Linked DNA regions of Mus musculus: region 2 is linked to region 1. Evidence: chromatin loops called from intact Hi-C (ENCODE). Cell type or tissue: left cerebral cortex. All regions are shown on one strand. Each heading gives the region's core, and the rest is flanking DNA. Links, peaks and the distances in the headings are about the cores only.

Region 1 (7,351 bases), core at 1,389-6,388:
CGAGCTGCCTTCCTTCTCCTACGGAGGCCCTGACACCAGAGCCCACTTTGGGGTCACTGGCCTTCCACATTTGACAAGGTTGAGAGAGACGCTGAGGCTGGGAGATAAAATAATTTACCTGTGCTCAAGTAGGCCAAGGGGTGGTTAGTAAAAAATTGTGCAGAAGCGTAGCTGTGTGCATCTTAAAAACAGGGTGCTGCGTAGTTTACTTCCATTTTGGAAGGATCCTGCACATAGACAGGTGATACCAAAGAAGCTCCAACCGTCAGTCCACTCAAAAGCAGCCCTGGCTGGTCCATGGCTGGAGAGGCCATTTCTATGGGCCTCTAGCTCTAAGGTGTTTCAGAGATGTGTGCTGAGGGATTTGCGACAGCAGAAGATAGCTCTTCCCTTTGCTGCCACCTCATACCAACAGGGACCCTCGTGGGTCTCTGCTGGTGCAGCTTGGGAGGGAGGCTGCGTCCAAACACAGCATTGCAAGAAATGCCAGCGCCAGTGCCGTGGTCCCTAAGCCCCCACTTGTTTACTAGACGGGAATCCTCTCTGGGAAGAGTTTAACCTGGTGTCAAGTATAGAAAGGCCAAGTATTGGCTTTGAGAGACCCAGAGTTCACTGCACTGACAGAAGATTCTGGAAGGAGCCAGCAGTGGAAAGTAGATTATCCTGGCCGCAGCCACAGTCTAGGGATGGATGTAGAACTTCCTCATGGCTGCCGGAGAGAATGTGGGGCTACAACGTAGTTTTCTAGAGAGGTCTCTTCCTGTGTGTGGATTCATCCCCACCGCCACAGACTTGCTATACGAACAAGGCCCTAGGGGTCTTGGCTGACCTGGGCTCTCGTGGCACCTGAAACCAAGGTTGCGTTGGAGGCTTCAGGTTGCCCAACGTTCGTTCTCTTTGCTCAAAGACCTGGGGCCCCTCGGCCTGGTGCGGAGGGCTCAGGGCCACGCCTCCCCCTCCTCCTGCGAGATGCCCAACACGGATTTATGAAGGATGCCGCATTCCTGGAGGGACTTGGTGAGGTCGGAGAACCGTCTCCTGGGCACTTCCATCGTCTCAATGCTGCAGTGTTGGTAGGTGGCTTTGTTTTTCTGCTCGGCCACCTCGAGGACGGTCTGGAGGTCGTCACTGGGCCTGAAATAGCGCACGAACCTTTGGCCTGAGGGTGACCGGACAGCCAGCAGCAGCCTTGGCTCTTCGTCCGACGGCTCCTCGATGTTGGAGGCCCTGGAGGAGCTCTGTCTTTTGGTTCGGATGATGAACTTCTTCTCTAAGGCACAGACCTGCGTTCTGGAGTCTTCCTGGCTTGAATCCTCTTGGTAAAGGGCCTGGACGCTGCTCAGCTGCAGGGAACTGGTCTTGCTGGCCACAGTGTCCACGGCTCCCACCTCTAAGCTCCTCCTGTTGATGGATGGGAGGACCGGGTACCTGTTGAGAGATGAGGCGGTCCGTGTCGGTGCCTGCTGCAGCAGCAACTCCGGCATCTCGTCAGGAGCTCCCTGAGATGTTGAGACCGTTGCACAGACTCCTGGTTTCTGGTTGCTGGGAGACCCGGAGGACCGTGGTGGAGGTGAAGAGGATAGTGCACTGGGGGAGCCGTCCCCCATGCCTTGTGGTCTGTGCAAATTCGGCCGCTTCCGGCCCTTGGCAGACTTGGGCCTGATAACGTGCATCCTGAGTGAGCTGGGCTGCCAGGTGGAGCTGTCGCCTGCGGTGCTGACCACAGTGCTGCGTTCAGGTGGTGCAAAGTTCACAGGGGCTTCTATGGCCATTGCTTCTCAGGACCCCTAAGGAGGCAGGCAGAAACAGAGAAGGCATGGGTTGAGCTTCCCGAGGCACTGGGGCTCCCTCTTCTGCCATGTGCTCACTGGAAGAGTGAGCACCCATGGACCACAGTGTGGGACCTACCTCTAGTTTTCTGACATGGGGGAGCAACCGTGGCTCATCCATGATAAGCTCTTGGGACACACATCAGTGATCCAAAGTCCTTGGAACTTAAATCCTTAAGGGGAGTGAAAGCCACGGGTCTGCAGATGTTTTCAAGGAATGGTAAGTACTATGAAGAAAAGAAAAGCCAATTCTCGCTGTCATGGAGAAGGGCCTACACGCAGAAAGGCCAGTCGGAGGGGGAACGAGCCATGTGACAAGCTGGAGTATGTGACAAGCTGGAGTCACGGTCAGGCATCCATGGATGCTTTTGTTTGTTCTGACTACTGCACTGGGACATAACCAGTATGGTCACACACTCAAGAGAGTGCACTGTGCTCTGGTAACATCTGATTGGGCCCAACCCAGAAAAGCGTCCAGGGGACAGAAGGGCCCCACCGGGGAAGTCCTACATCAGGCAAAATGTGCCCGGCTCCAGAGTCCTTTCTGGCTCCCTGGGCTGGAAGCTCCCTAAGGGAGTGGCTCAACACAGACCTCAGATGCAGATGAAGAATGTCAGAGGCAGACTGTATTTGCTTAGAGAGGGGAAGGCAACCCTGCTAAGACTCTCTGCAGGGCAACCAGGCTCAGCTCTACTCAATAGCAGGTCACTTCTCCAGACAAGGGACACAGTCTGTCTGCAGTGACATCACTCACTATAGACACACCACCCTCTGGGATTCCCACCCAGCCCTCCTGCCATGGGCTGCCTACACTTTGCCCTTACACACAGGTCACATGGAACAAGGCTCCCCAGTCTGGTCACAGCAAGCCTCCTCAGGAAGACCTAGAGAGCATCTATTTTGACTTTTCTGTCTGTACTGTCCATAGACACCTGCTTTAGAACATTTCCCTAAGGCGCTAGTTGTGGCTCTTCCTTCTCCTACTTAGTGTTAAACAGCTGGGAGATGGCAGCCCCCAAATGTGCCCTGTCCACTGCACAGAACGGTCAGGAGGCTGACTTCAGAGCTCCCCCGTCCCCGCCCCCTCCCATGCAGTTGCCTCAAGACAACAAAACATTTCTTGGGTTGATCCGTCCCTTCCACCTACGCACTGTCACTCACCTAAGAGTTGACTTCCCCCAAGCTCCTCCATCAAGCAGCCCTCAGGAGCACTAGTCCAGGTTCGTGGGCTTAGGTGTGACCCCTGCCCCCAGATGCTCTGTGTGTTCTCTCCTGTACTAGACCACCAGGAACCAGGCCACAGGGAACCAAAACATACTATTTCTACGAATCCAGGGGAGCCTGCTGTTCAAAATCTCTGACCAGGTTCCCTTCCGTTTTCACGTTTTAATCCTCTTTATCCATGTGTCCTGTGTGTCTGTGTGTTTTGCATGTTTGGGGGTACATGTGTAGGCAGGTACACATGCACAGATAGAGGCCAAGGTTTGATGTGAGTAGAAATCAGCCTCCATGGCTCTTATGCCTTATTCACTGAGGCAGGACCTCTCAATCAAACCCAGAGCTCATCCATATGGCTAGTCTTGCTAGACTGGGGATCCTGTCTCTGCCTTCTGGGGCTGGAGTTATAGGTGAGCTGGCACACTCACCCAGCACTTTCATGGATTGTGGGAATCCAAATTCTGGACCTTGGGCAAATGCTATCCCCACTGAGCCGTCACCTCCCTCCCTCCCTCCCTCCTTCCCTCCCTCTCACCCTTCCCCCCCCTCTCTCCCACACACACACCCCACACACACACCCGGTTAACGGGTGAAAAGGCTCTGTGGCTATCCCTGCTCTACACAGCCAAACCTTCCTCCATTCTCCCCCTCTGTTCTCCATGCCCAATCTGGAGGCAGGTAGTTCAGAAACTTCTTCCTGAGCGAAAAGTTTTGACGCCAGAAATGCCTGCCCCTTCCCTTGCTCATTTATTTTCTGATCAACCATAAAGTTTTTTTTCCCTATGAGTTTCTCGTTCGGAGTGGCAGGAGAAAGCCATAGCTGTCCAGCTGAGGCGAGGATAAGCCTCTAGCTGAGCTTCCATCCTTCTCACTTGGGAATGGCTATTAATTTGCCACAGCTTCCACAGAATTATCACAGGCTTGGCTTCCAACACCCACACATGCCTGGGGAAGGTTTGGCTGTCAGGAAGTTTGGTAACTTAGAAACCTCTCCCTAACAACTTCGATGAGAAAAGTCATGCGTTCTCCCAGGCACTCTGCGGGGTTATTTTTAACAGTCAAACTTGAGTGTGTGCGTGTCGTTGCTATACCTTTTGGTACTCTGTATAATTAGCCGTGTTCAGGGGGTGTCATATTCAAGACACCCTGGTCATAAGATAACATGACTTGCAAGCTATCTCAAGAGAAAAACCTCAATTATGACTAATTCTCATAAGCCCACTCAAGGCTATTTCGAGACTAACACCTCCTTCAGGTAAAGCCGTTACACCCAACCTGCTTTTATAACCCACCGCCTCCTACCCAGCACAGAGACCATCTGTTACACAGAGGGAACACCAGCTCCCACCCCCACCCAGAAGGAGGGCAGGATGCTACAGGAAACAGGTGTTTGGAGAACGGCAGCCATGGCGCCTTCAGAGATACACACACACACACCCTGGGTCCCAAACTCTACCTTTGCCCTCTGTCTAGGCTCCTGCGACAGCACAATCCCTGCATGGCTCATTTATTTCATCACCTCTAGGGCCTGGCAGACACTCAACTACAAAGTGATTTGACAACGTCTAGGCGTAGGCATCCATCACGCTGCCAGCAGAAGAGACAAGTAGCCTGTTTACTTAAACACAATAGCTAGGAGGCAGACGCCTGCTAGGAAGCAGGAAACAAAACACGGGCCACTATTTTCAAGATGTTGCCCTCCAGAAGGGCAGGTGCCCATTCCTTAGGATTATCACCACACGAACAGGAAGGAAGGGACATTGGATACAAATGAAATCAAGATTCCCGTGGTTTTCCAATGGTGCCCACAAGCCACCATAGGGTCAGACCATGGTACTTCACAGCCCAAATCTAAACCTACAGCGCAAGCAGCAAAATACACCCTCCTACGAACCATCTGCTGGCATATACCGGGACATGTACACGTGCATTGGTCTTTTAAAATTGTTTATCAGTTACTACCACCCACTGCCGCCACCCCATAGTCCCCAGCCTGGCTTACAAAATTAAACTCTGTAAAGGAACCAACCCCGGGGGATGGAGGGGGAGAGAGGGAGAGAGAGAGGATCGAAACCACTCGCTATGCTACCCCAAACCAGAGATTACAATGTGGGAAACCACAAGCCACCAAGTGAGTGAAGAGAGAGAACCGGGGTTGATTCCAGGATAGAAGGGCGGGCGAGGGGGTTGGGGAGAGGCCTCTATTATTTCCGTGGTCTGGCAGGTCTGGAAGCAAAGCTTCAAGTGCAGAAGGAAGAGGAGTGTTCCGGGAATGGCAGAAAGGTCTGGAACGTGAATGCAGACCTGGGTAAAGGGCACTTGGAGCTGTGGGAGGCTCCCTGCAGCTCCTGCCTCTGCACATGACCCCGACTCCCTTCTCTCTCTTTGGATCTGGGTCCAGGGACTGGCTTGTAGACGCCCCTCCCAGGAGATTCCCTTAGCTGCTGCAGACTCAGGCTCCAGCCAGGTTGGCTCTGTCCCTGGGGAGGGCCACTCAAATGCCTGCCTCTCAGTTTCTGGGGACCCACAGCGGGCCTCTCACCTCGCAGCTCAGCTCCATCCGCCTCCGGTGCCTGGCTGCGACCAGCTGGTAAACAGCCCTGTCTCCCTGGCAACCGCCAAGGGGTGGGGGCCACGTGCTTCCGGTGGGACCGGAACCTGCCTGACCTGGACCGCAAGCTGAATTGGACTAGGGCACGGAGGGCGGAGGGGCAGAGGTGGTTCACGGATTCCAGGCTCAGGACCTTGGTGTGGCCCTGCCCCATGGAGGCCACAGGGCCCTGGGCCTGGACCCCTGCCATTGGAACTCTTCTTCCTGACCTGGCCTGACTCTTGTGTCTCCTGGGGAATGTGCGTTCAGGGGAGAGGGAGCCCTGCCCTGGAGTCGGGGGTAGGGACCAGGAACAAATCCCTGTCAATCCTTGGCCTGACTTTGCCAGTGTCCTTGTTTTAAACAGGGTTGTGCAACTGTTTTAAAACGAGACCCTTAGAATCTGGGTGGTGATTTTTTTAGGGTATGTTGTCATGGGGGTTCCCACCCCCAGGCCACCAGTCTTGTGATCACCACCTGTATCTCCTATTTCCTCCTTAAGGGTCTAACTATATACAGTCAGCAACTCCAGCCACTTCACCGCGTTTCCCAACAGCTTTGAGTTTTGGAGGCCGGCAGCCTGACTGCTTTCTCAGAAGCTATGGTCCACTACCTCAGCCATTCTGTTGGTAAGAGTCCTCCTGGCCCTACTGTCATCCCATCAGTGTGATGGATGCCTTAGCTGGAATCTGTCCAACCCACACCGAGCCATGACATGTCACACACATGAGACCCTCTGCCCTCCCTGGCCAGCCTTCTGTTTCCTGCCCTCTCCAATAGCTATTTCAAATCCTATCTGTCCTCTAAAAACCTCCCACATGCCGTCTTCCTTCCTCCCTCCCTGTGGGATGACAGTCTCCTGCCCTCTGCAAAGGAAAATAGAAACCATTGAATGTGAACCTTCTTAGTTGTCTGCTGTCAGACCAGAGGGCTCCCAGCCTTTGCACGATTGCTCTCTTGCCTCTGGTCTGTTAGAATGGTCATCTGATCCCATCCCTGTTAGCTGTCTCTGAGGTGCTTCCCAACCACAGCCACACACACGCACACACGCACACACACGCGCGCGCGCACACACACACATACACACACACACACACATACACACACACTCTCCCCCTCCCTAGGCCCAATATCCTTGCTTCTGTTGAAACCTTGACTTAAATGAAGACTCTTCCCTAGTTTAGCCTGTCCCTTCACTTGCCCAATTCCTCCCTGTCTTTGTTCCAATCTAATCAACTCTTCCTTCCAAGCTGGCATTAAGATGACTTTAAAGCTGAGAAGTGACAGCGCATTCCTTTAATCCCGACACTCAGGAGGAAGAGGTAGGCGGATCTCTGAGTTCAAGGCCAGCCTGGTCTACAGAGCAAGTTCAAGAACAGTCATGACTACATAGGGAGACCCTGTCTCAAAAACAAAACAAAACAAACAAACAAGAAAAAAAAAACTGCTTTAAAAGGAGTCCCGTTGGACTCTGCTCTAGACAGACCCTTAGAGTAATTTAGTGATTGAACTAGTAGAAGTTAACTAATAGACAGTTAAGAACCACAGATTCACTACCTAACTTCATGGCCACATCTTTGTTACCTGCTTCATGCAGGGATAGGATTTTGATATGAGCAGAGTTCTAAGGCCTTGTCAGCACATCCACAGTTGGGTTGGAAAGACACATTGCTCATGGATAGAATTGTAAAGAATACCGTTTTCAGTAAAGTTT
Region 2 (7,351 bases), core at 1,083-6,082, 140 kb before region 1:
TACCTCCATCGTCTGAGTAGCCAGGGTGACAGGCCTGTGCCACCAGGCTGGGCCTGGTGGATGATGGGATATCCCTGCAGTGGAATACAGTATGTGATCAAAAAGAGCGTTTAAGTATTTCTTCAGGAATAGACTATTTTTCACAGCTTTAATTTGAAAACCATAGTATGTATCGGTGTGTTCCAGCTGAGGTAACTGCACGTGTCACATGATTCCCCTCCTTGTAGACAACCCATCCAAGAGAAGTCAGGATGGGCACAGCAGGGAGGTACAAGCTCTCCTCCTGGGTGACTGTCACTCTGACGCATCTGTCTTAGGTTGCATCATTCTAGACATTTTGGGGCTCTTTACAAAGAACTGGATCGTTTATCGTCTCTCCGGGGGAGAACAAAATACACTGAAGGCATCTTGCTCCCCTCTTCCTCTGTGGCTGAGCCGCCCGCCCGTTGGGAGCCTGCTCTTTCCTGTATCTCAGCTCCTCCCCAAGCCCGCGGGCTGGAGTGTGCCTCTCCCTACACTCACGCATGCGCCTTACCAGAGTTGGGGTACTTGACGACCGTGGGCAGGTACTGCCTCTTGTTTATGTCCACAGGCACAAAGGCCGTGTATTTGCTGATCACGCTGCAGGCCTTGCTGGTGTGCACGGCGTTCACCTGGTATCGGCGATTGGACCCTGTGGGAGGAAGAGCAAGGGTCACGGTCTGGGATCAGAAAGTCTTGCTTGGCGTGGAGACCCTGGAAGCTGAAAGGAGAGCTGGATTAGCAGTCCATCTTTGGGGTCAAGTAGGTCTTGAAATTGGTGGCCTGCCAATGGGCTAATTAAAGACAAAAAAACAAAACAAAACACCACCATCACCACCACCAAAACAAAAAACACCATTTCACAAGATAAAGGGTGTGTTAACATAAAAACTTAAGTCATTATCTTAGAGTAAAAGATAGCTAATTCCTTTAAATAGCATGTTTATTTAAACGGCGTCCTATGTTGTCTATACTGTGTATTTGAATCTTGCAGGTGACTGGCGGGAACCTTGTGACAGGGCTTCATGGGTTCCCTGACTCATGGGACCTTCCACATGGCTGAGAAGATTGGAAAGCCGTGATCTGGGAGATGGCTTCGTGGGCAAGAGCACTTGCTAAGAAAGCGCTGAGTTGTGTCCCCAGCAGAGAAGGAGCTGAGCATGGCTGTGGCCACCTGGAATCCAGGGCTGGAGATGCAGGGAGCTGAGAGACAGGAGGACCCAGGGTGCTTGCCGGCCAGCCAGCCTCGCCAAAAAGCCCCAGGCTTCAGGCTCCGTGAGAGACTCTTCTCCCAAGGGAGCAAGTTAGAGAATGAGAGGGACACACCCTGAATCTTCCTCCGGCTTCTCTGTACACCTATCTACCCCCACCTCCACAACTGGCACAACCCACCCAAAACACACACACACAATGTATGCACACAGACACACACAGAGACATACACACACAGACACACAGTCAGACAGTCTCTCTCTCTCTCCTCTCTCTCTCTCTCTCTCTCTCTCTCTCTCTCTCTCTCTCTCTCTCTCTCCTTCCTCCCTTTCAGATTGAACATTAGAGAGAAGGACTCAATGCTTGGTCACACAGCAAGTTAGTCAGAACCTGAGATTAGGGCTCAGGATGACCTGACCTGTAAGTTCACGCCCTTTCTACCAAACAGTGAGCCCTCTTGATGGCTTGCTGCCTTCTGAGGGCTGTTCAGGGAATCAGGGCAATAAAAGGGGGAGGAGTATTCATGGAAGAAAAGAAGATCATGCGTTACCCCCCAAGTACAAATAAAATATGAACCACATAGTATGCAAATTAAGCATAAACTTAGAACAAAGGAATCCCGTACTTATTGCCACTTATCTCTGTTCTCCAAGTGTGTCCTATTGAGATTTCACTAGTCACGTTCTGGGAAAGGCTGCCCCAGTTCCTGAACTAAATTAGCTCACGACCCATCCCTGCTATACAGGGCTTGGAATTCAAGCGTTTCTGAACAGGACTTATTTAATTAGCTGTGTAATTGTTTGATTAATGCTGGCCTCTCTTAGCCAGTGTCAGGTGCCCCGGGAAAGGATGTGCTCACTTTATTCTATGCTAACCAACCCTCCGGAGGCGTCTGTGGGGCCAAACACCTAGCCTGGCCCCCCGCTGACTGTGGGGGAGTCATTGGGGCTGATGAGAATGGGCAGGATCTAGGCTAGGTCTAGGGGCCCTCTGGGAAGGTTCAACCTCAGAGGATCTCCTATCATTGTTGACCCTCCAGAACCAGATATGAGTCACCCAGAGAAATGCTGGGTATGAGGGAGCATGGGGGTGGGCAAGTGTGGTAGGAGAGGAGGAGGTAGGAAGAGAGGAGGATGGGTCATCTGAAGAGTGGGAGAGATGGACAAATCCAGGGCCGAGGAAGGGAGGGCACCTCAAGTTGAGGATTCAGGCCCAAGCTCCATTTAATATGGGGTGAGACACAGTGGAATGTAGGCTCAGGAAACAGCTAGTGGTACAGAGACTTGACTTCAGCAGAGGTGTGGTAAGGAGGCGAGCTGTGCATAGTGTGGAGCTAGTTGGCGAGGCTAACCTAGGGCTAACCTTAGGTTACTGAGACAGAGCAAGGACTTTGAGGGCTTTGGGTGTGGGTGAGAGTCTGAAAATTAGGGAAGGGATCTTGGGCAGTAGATGTGGCACTAGGTCTCTGGAGGGTGGGTCTTAGGGTGTGGGCGGGGCTTTGGAATGGGTTGGCCTTGGTCAGTGAGAAGGGCACCGTGCTGCCAAAGGGAATCCTGCCACCCTGATCCTGGTGGCTCACCCAGCTCGATCTCGTCCTCGCGCTCTGCCAGATGCTCGAATTCTCGGATGATGGCGCGGGCCGCCAGGTGGTGGAAAGTCTCACTCCACATGTCAGCGTTCTGTGTGTCCCCCCTCTTCAGGGCTGGAGGCTCCAGCTCGAAGCTCACTTCCCACTGCATGCGTTGGTTGGCGCACAGGCCTTTGACCAAAGCCTTGCCCACCACAGGGCTTGGAGTGGCAGTCCTGCAGGGATTGGCTTGCTCCTCGGACTCAGCCATGGGCTCCAAGTCTAAGGATGTCTCCCGTTCAAAGGTTGAAGGACAATGGGCTGGCTCTATGGCTGGAAGAACAAGAGGGCTGAACCTGAGCCCAAACAGGCAGCCATTTGCAGAGAATGTCATCCCTCCCCTGGGGGCAGTCATTTCTAGAAAACACAAAGGCCATCCAGCTTTAAAGACCGATCCTTCCTAATGCGCTAACGCACAGGTGGCTTGGGCTTGTCCCAGAGAGGGACAAATCCACCTTTCTGGAAGCCTGTCCCTGAGGGGATGAACAGATGGGGTGGGCACAGGAAGGTTCTCAGAGCAAGAGTTTCACAAAGACACAGAGACAGGCACTGGTACTCTGTCTCTGTCATCTGAAATTGGGCCACAGCCTTCCTGTCCCCTTGGATCGTGGGCCTTGGTCACTTACCCAGATCTTCAGAGCTTTGGCTGTTAGGGGCAGACGTCCGGCTGGCACCACAATCCAGCTCTCTCACAGGGCCCCAGGCCTGGGGCTTCTGGTCAAAGAAGCGCATGAGCTGGCAGCCTTGAGGCAGTAGGGAAGGCCTGCGGGCTCCTGGGCCATGAAGTTTGGGGCCCTGGCTCAGGTTATGGCCTTCGTTAAGTAGGGTCTATGGAGGAAAGCAAAGGGCAGGGGAAGGGAGGGAGGAGGGAGAATGTAAGAGGAGGAGGGACGAATGAGGGGTAGAAAGAGGAGGAAGAGGAGGAGGAGGAGGGGGAGGATGGCAAGGAAGGGAAAGGGGGATGAGGATGGGATGAAGAGGAAGAAGGGAGAATGGGGGAGGGGATAAGTAGGATGGGAATGAAGAGGAAGGGAAGAGGAGAGGAGGGAGGGAGGAGAAGAGGAGGGGAAGGGAGGAGGGAGGAGGAAAAAGAGAAGGAGGGAAGAAGAAGAGAATTAGGAGGATGGAAGAAGGAGGAGGGGGAAACAAGGGGAGGTGAAGCTCATGATGGCAAGAACCTCCTTCTGCTCCACCCCCCACAGCTCCCTCCTCTCTCTCTCTCTCTCTCTCTCTCTCTCTCTCTCTCTCTCTCTCTCGCCTCTCTCTTTGTCTCTCTCTCTGTGTCTCTCTGTCTCTGTCTCCCTCTGTCTCTCTGTCTGTCTCTGTCTCTGTTTGTCTCTGTCTCTCTGTCTGTCTCTGTCTGTCTGTCTGTCTGTCTGTCTGTCTGTCTCTCTCTCTCTCTCTCTCTCTCTCTCCTTCACAGCACTTTCCAGGTCAGGCCTCTCAGGGACCCAGGGACCCTTGACTTAGTCCCCACCACCCTTGAGAAACAGAAACCAGAAAAATTCCAGGCCACGGGTCAACTGCAAGGCACAGAGAGCCATGTACCTTGGATAATTCCAGACCTACTTTCTTTTCTGGCAGAAAGCTTAAACCCTTTTTTGTGTGCAGTTAAAATTACCAGCCCTTCCCCTTATGTCTCCCCATATGGTGTGCTTAAAAGGTCTTTCCCACCCCCAAGAAAATCTTCTAGAAGTTTTGTTATTTTTGTTTGTGTGTTTTAAGGCTTTGATTCATATGCAATCTATTTTCCTGTGAGGAGATAGGAACCAGCTTTAACTTTGATTTCCCAAATGCCACAGACCTCAGTGCTGTTTATGGAATGCAGCGGGGCTCCCTGTAGCTTATCGGTTCGATACAAGATCCTTACAGAGCTAGCATGTGTGTTTGGCTTTGTTTGTGGACTTTACAGTCTGTTTTGATAATTTCATCTATCTGTTCTTGGGCTTGTTATAAACAAACATCCGAAAGCCAAGGGGTAGATGGGAAATATCCTTGCAACATGTATGATGGAGTTCTTTTTTTTTTTTTTTTTTTTTTTTTTTTTAAAGAAAATGCTCTTGGAATTCAGGATCCTCTGAGTCCCACTCAACCACTGATTTCTGCAAAAACACATGCTTGTTTAGATGTTTTTCTTTCTTTTTTTTGTACCATGTGTGTTTGTGGGCAATGCAGTGCACAGAGGACTCACACGGAAGGAGTTCTTCCACATTGTGTGATTCAGGGATTGTGATGGAGCACCAGGCCAGGCTCCTTAAATGCCACACAACTGCAGCCCAGGGCTGGGTAACAGACCATGACTGCCCTGATTTGCGTGGCAGAAGCCACAAGACTGGGTGGTACTACCATGCTGACTCACACAAAGGTCTAGCATCGTTTACCTGCCTACCCAGACTGCCTTCCTCCTCATGACACAAACTACATCCCCAGAGCTACACACAGGGGATATTTCTTCTGAGCACAGAAAGACATCTCATCCCCCCGTCTTATGTGACTCACTGCCCTAAGCTGCAGGTGGTACCCTAGCTACTGCCCAGCTCACTAGCACTCTCCAGGTGTACTCAATAAACAATTGTTCTTCTTCTGGCCTTGAAAAGAAAAGGAAAAAGAACTCTCTCGCATGTAATTGGAGAGAAAAGACAAAATTAGAATAGTGGGGGCCTTCATCCACAAGCAGTTTTTATTGAACACATCAGTTAGCCAAGTGGAAATGTTCAGAGCCATGGTAGTTAAGACAAGTCACATTTTTTTTCCTTATTAGAGACAGGTAAATATCTAAATGTGTGACGATGCTCAGTGTGTTCAGGTCTCTTATGTCGGCACAGACTGGGGCAGTGGGCTGTGTCCCACAGATTGAAGTCCATGAACTGAGATAATGATCTTACTCTTACAAATTTAACCCTGGGGGAACCACAGGGTTACAGGGTCTGTGTTGTATCTGTTACAAAGTAACACATGCAAGCTGTGCGTATTTGTCACGATATGGATAATCAGAGTAGAAATCTGGAAACAGTGGGGTGACGTGGCACATGCCTTTAGTCCCGGCACTTAGGATCAAGGGAAGCAGATCTGAGTTGCTAAGCCAGTTTGGTCTATGCATCAAGTTCCAGGCCAGCCAGGGGTGCACAGAGAGAGCCTGATGTTAAATAAAAGATTTGGAACCTACATCTCCATCAGTAGGAGAGAGTGAAGAGGTTGCGGTATATCCATGTAACGGAGTATTACACAGCCCCGAAAAGAAGGATCTCCTCATACCTCTGTGGGAAGATACCTGAGGAAAAAAATCACCTTAAACTTATGACAGATCTCAATGTCAGCCACAGACAACTGTTCATCAGGAACAGACTGTGATTTCACTGTATATAAAATTGAATTCAAAAGGCATTAAGAGGGCCAGTGAGGTGTCCCAGTTAGTAAAGGGGCTTGGCGCCAACCCTGACATCGTGAGTTTGGTTCCTTGGACCCACATGATGGAAAGAGAGAACTGACTCCCAGGGATTGTCCTTGAACCTCGGCATGCACGCCTACTTGCTCACCCAGTCATATACACAGAGGAAACAAACGAGATAAAAATGTATTTAAAAAATAACGTTAAGATGATATGCTGGAGGATAATTTGCATAAGCAACTATTAACATATGCAAGTGTTCTGTGTATACGTGCATGCGCATGGTATTTCTAGAAAGACGTCCTCAGAATTAGGTGGGCGTTGGGGTAGCGGAGGGAGACTTCATTTGTACTTTATACCCAACTGAACTGTTTGAAGGATTTAATTCCAAATGCCAAGTATGTATTACTTTTGTGATGGACCATTAAGCTAAAATGAATTTCCTGTTTCTTAGACCGCACACACGTCCTGGTAGGGAATGACGTAACCGCTTACCAGGTGGAATGAAATTTGGGGATATCAGTAAACCTTGGGGGCCTTTTTATGCTATTAAGTATGTATTAGTATGTATTGGGGGTATGCCTCTTCATAAAAGGGATAGTATCTTCCTGTCTCTAGGCCAAGGATGCAGGGCATGGAAGAAGGGAGACTGGCCACTTTTAAAGGTGCCTTTGAGGGGGCAGGTGCCCAGCTACAACTCCCTGACCCTTCCACCCACAAGAGACTGAGATATTCTCTACTGACATCACCATCACCCACACAGGGTCAGAGAGAAATGGACTCTGCTACAGTTTCCATGGCAACAGAGGCTCCTGCACACTAGCCTTTCACCCAACCATTCTCTGGGGAATCTACACACACACACACACACACAGAGAGAGAGAGAGAGAGAGAGGGAGGGAGAGAGAGAGAGAGAGAGAGAGAGAGAGAGAGAGAGAGAGAGAGAGAGAGAACTGATGGGGGCAGGAGAGGAGGAAGAGCTAAGGAGGGAGTTTGAAAGAAAAGCAGCTAGCCTGCCTGTGGCACTCAGCGGGCTCAGCTGCCATTGAGGAGCCTTTGCTACAGCCAGACATTGGGCCGGGACTGCATCCCACACCCATGGT

What was found. Peaks named below come from ENCODE experiments on the same cell type or tissue, not always from the same donor. Only the 100,000 strongest peaks of a DNase experiment are listed, where the experiment ranks them.
Region 2: it touches region 1 in a loop (11-fold over the local background); 2 of 42 quality-filtered maps call a loop at or near these places.

What each region holds. Positions count from the first base shown.
Region 1 is chr4:138,719,592-138,726,942 of GRCm38, forward strand. It overlaps Ubxn10 (UBX domain protein 10), which reads right to left and starts at 5,674. Exons shown (of 2, transcript NM_178671.5): 1 at 5,590-5,674; 2 at 1-1,787. The coding sequence starts at 1,772. The coding sequence ends at 939. It overlaps Pla2g2c (phospholipase A2, group IIC), which reads left to right and starts at 5,734. Exons shown (of 6, transcript NM_008868.3): 1 at 5,734-5,897; 2 at 6,140-6,266. In left cerebral cortex, for the core only: no CTCF peak of the experiment used is centred there; DNase peaks (open chromatin) are centred at 3,396, 4,090, 4,279, 4,630 and 3 more places; H3K4me3 peaks cover 299 bases; H3K27ac peaks cover 4,744 bases.
Region 2 is chr4:138,578,093-138,585,443 of GRCm38, forward strand. It overlaps Vwa5b1 (von Willebrand factor A domain containing 5B1), which reads right to left. Exons shown (of 22, transcript NM_029401.1): 15 at 3,487-3,688; 16 at 2,813-3,133; 17 at 536-673. Among named protein-coding and RNA genes, the nearest start is that of Vwa5b1, 42 kb to the right of the region's middle. In left cerebral cortex, for the core only: no CTCF peak of the experiment used is centred there; DNase peaks (open chromatin) are centred at 1,172, 1,929, 2,829, 4,062 and 2 more places; H3K27ac peaks cover 3,551 bases.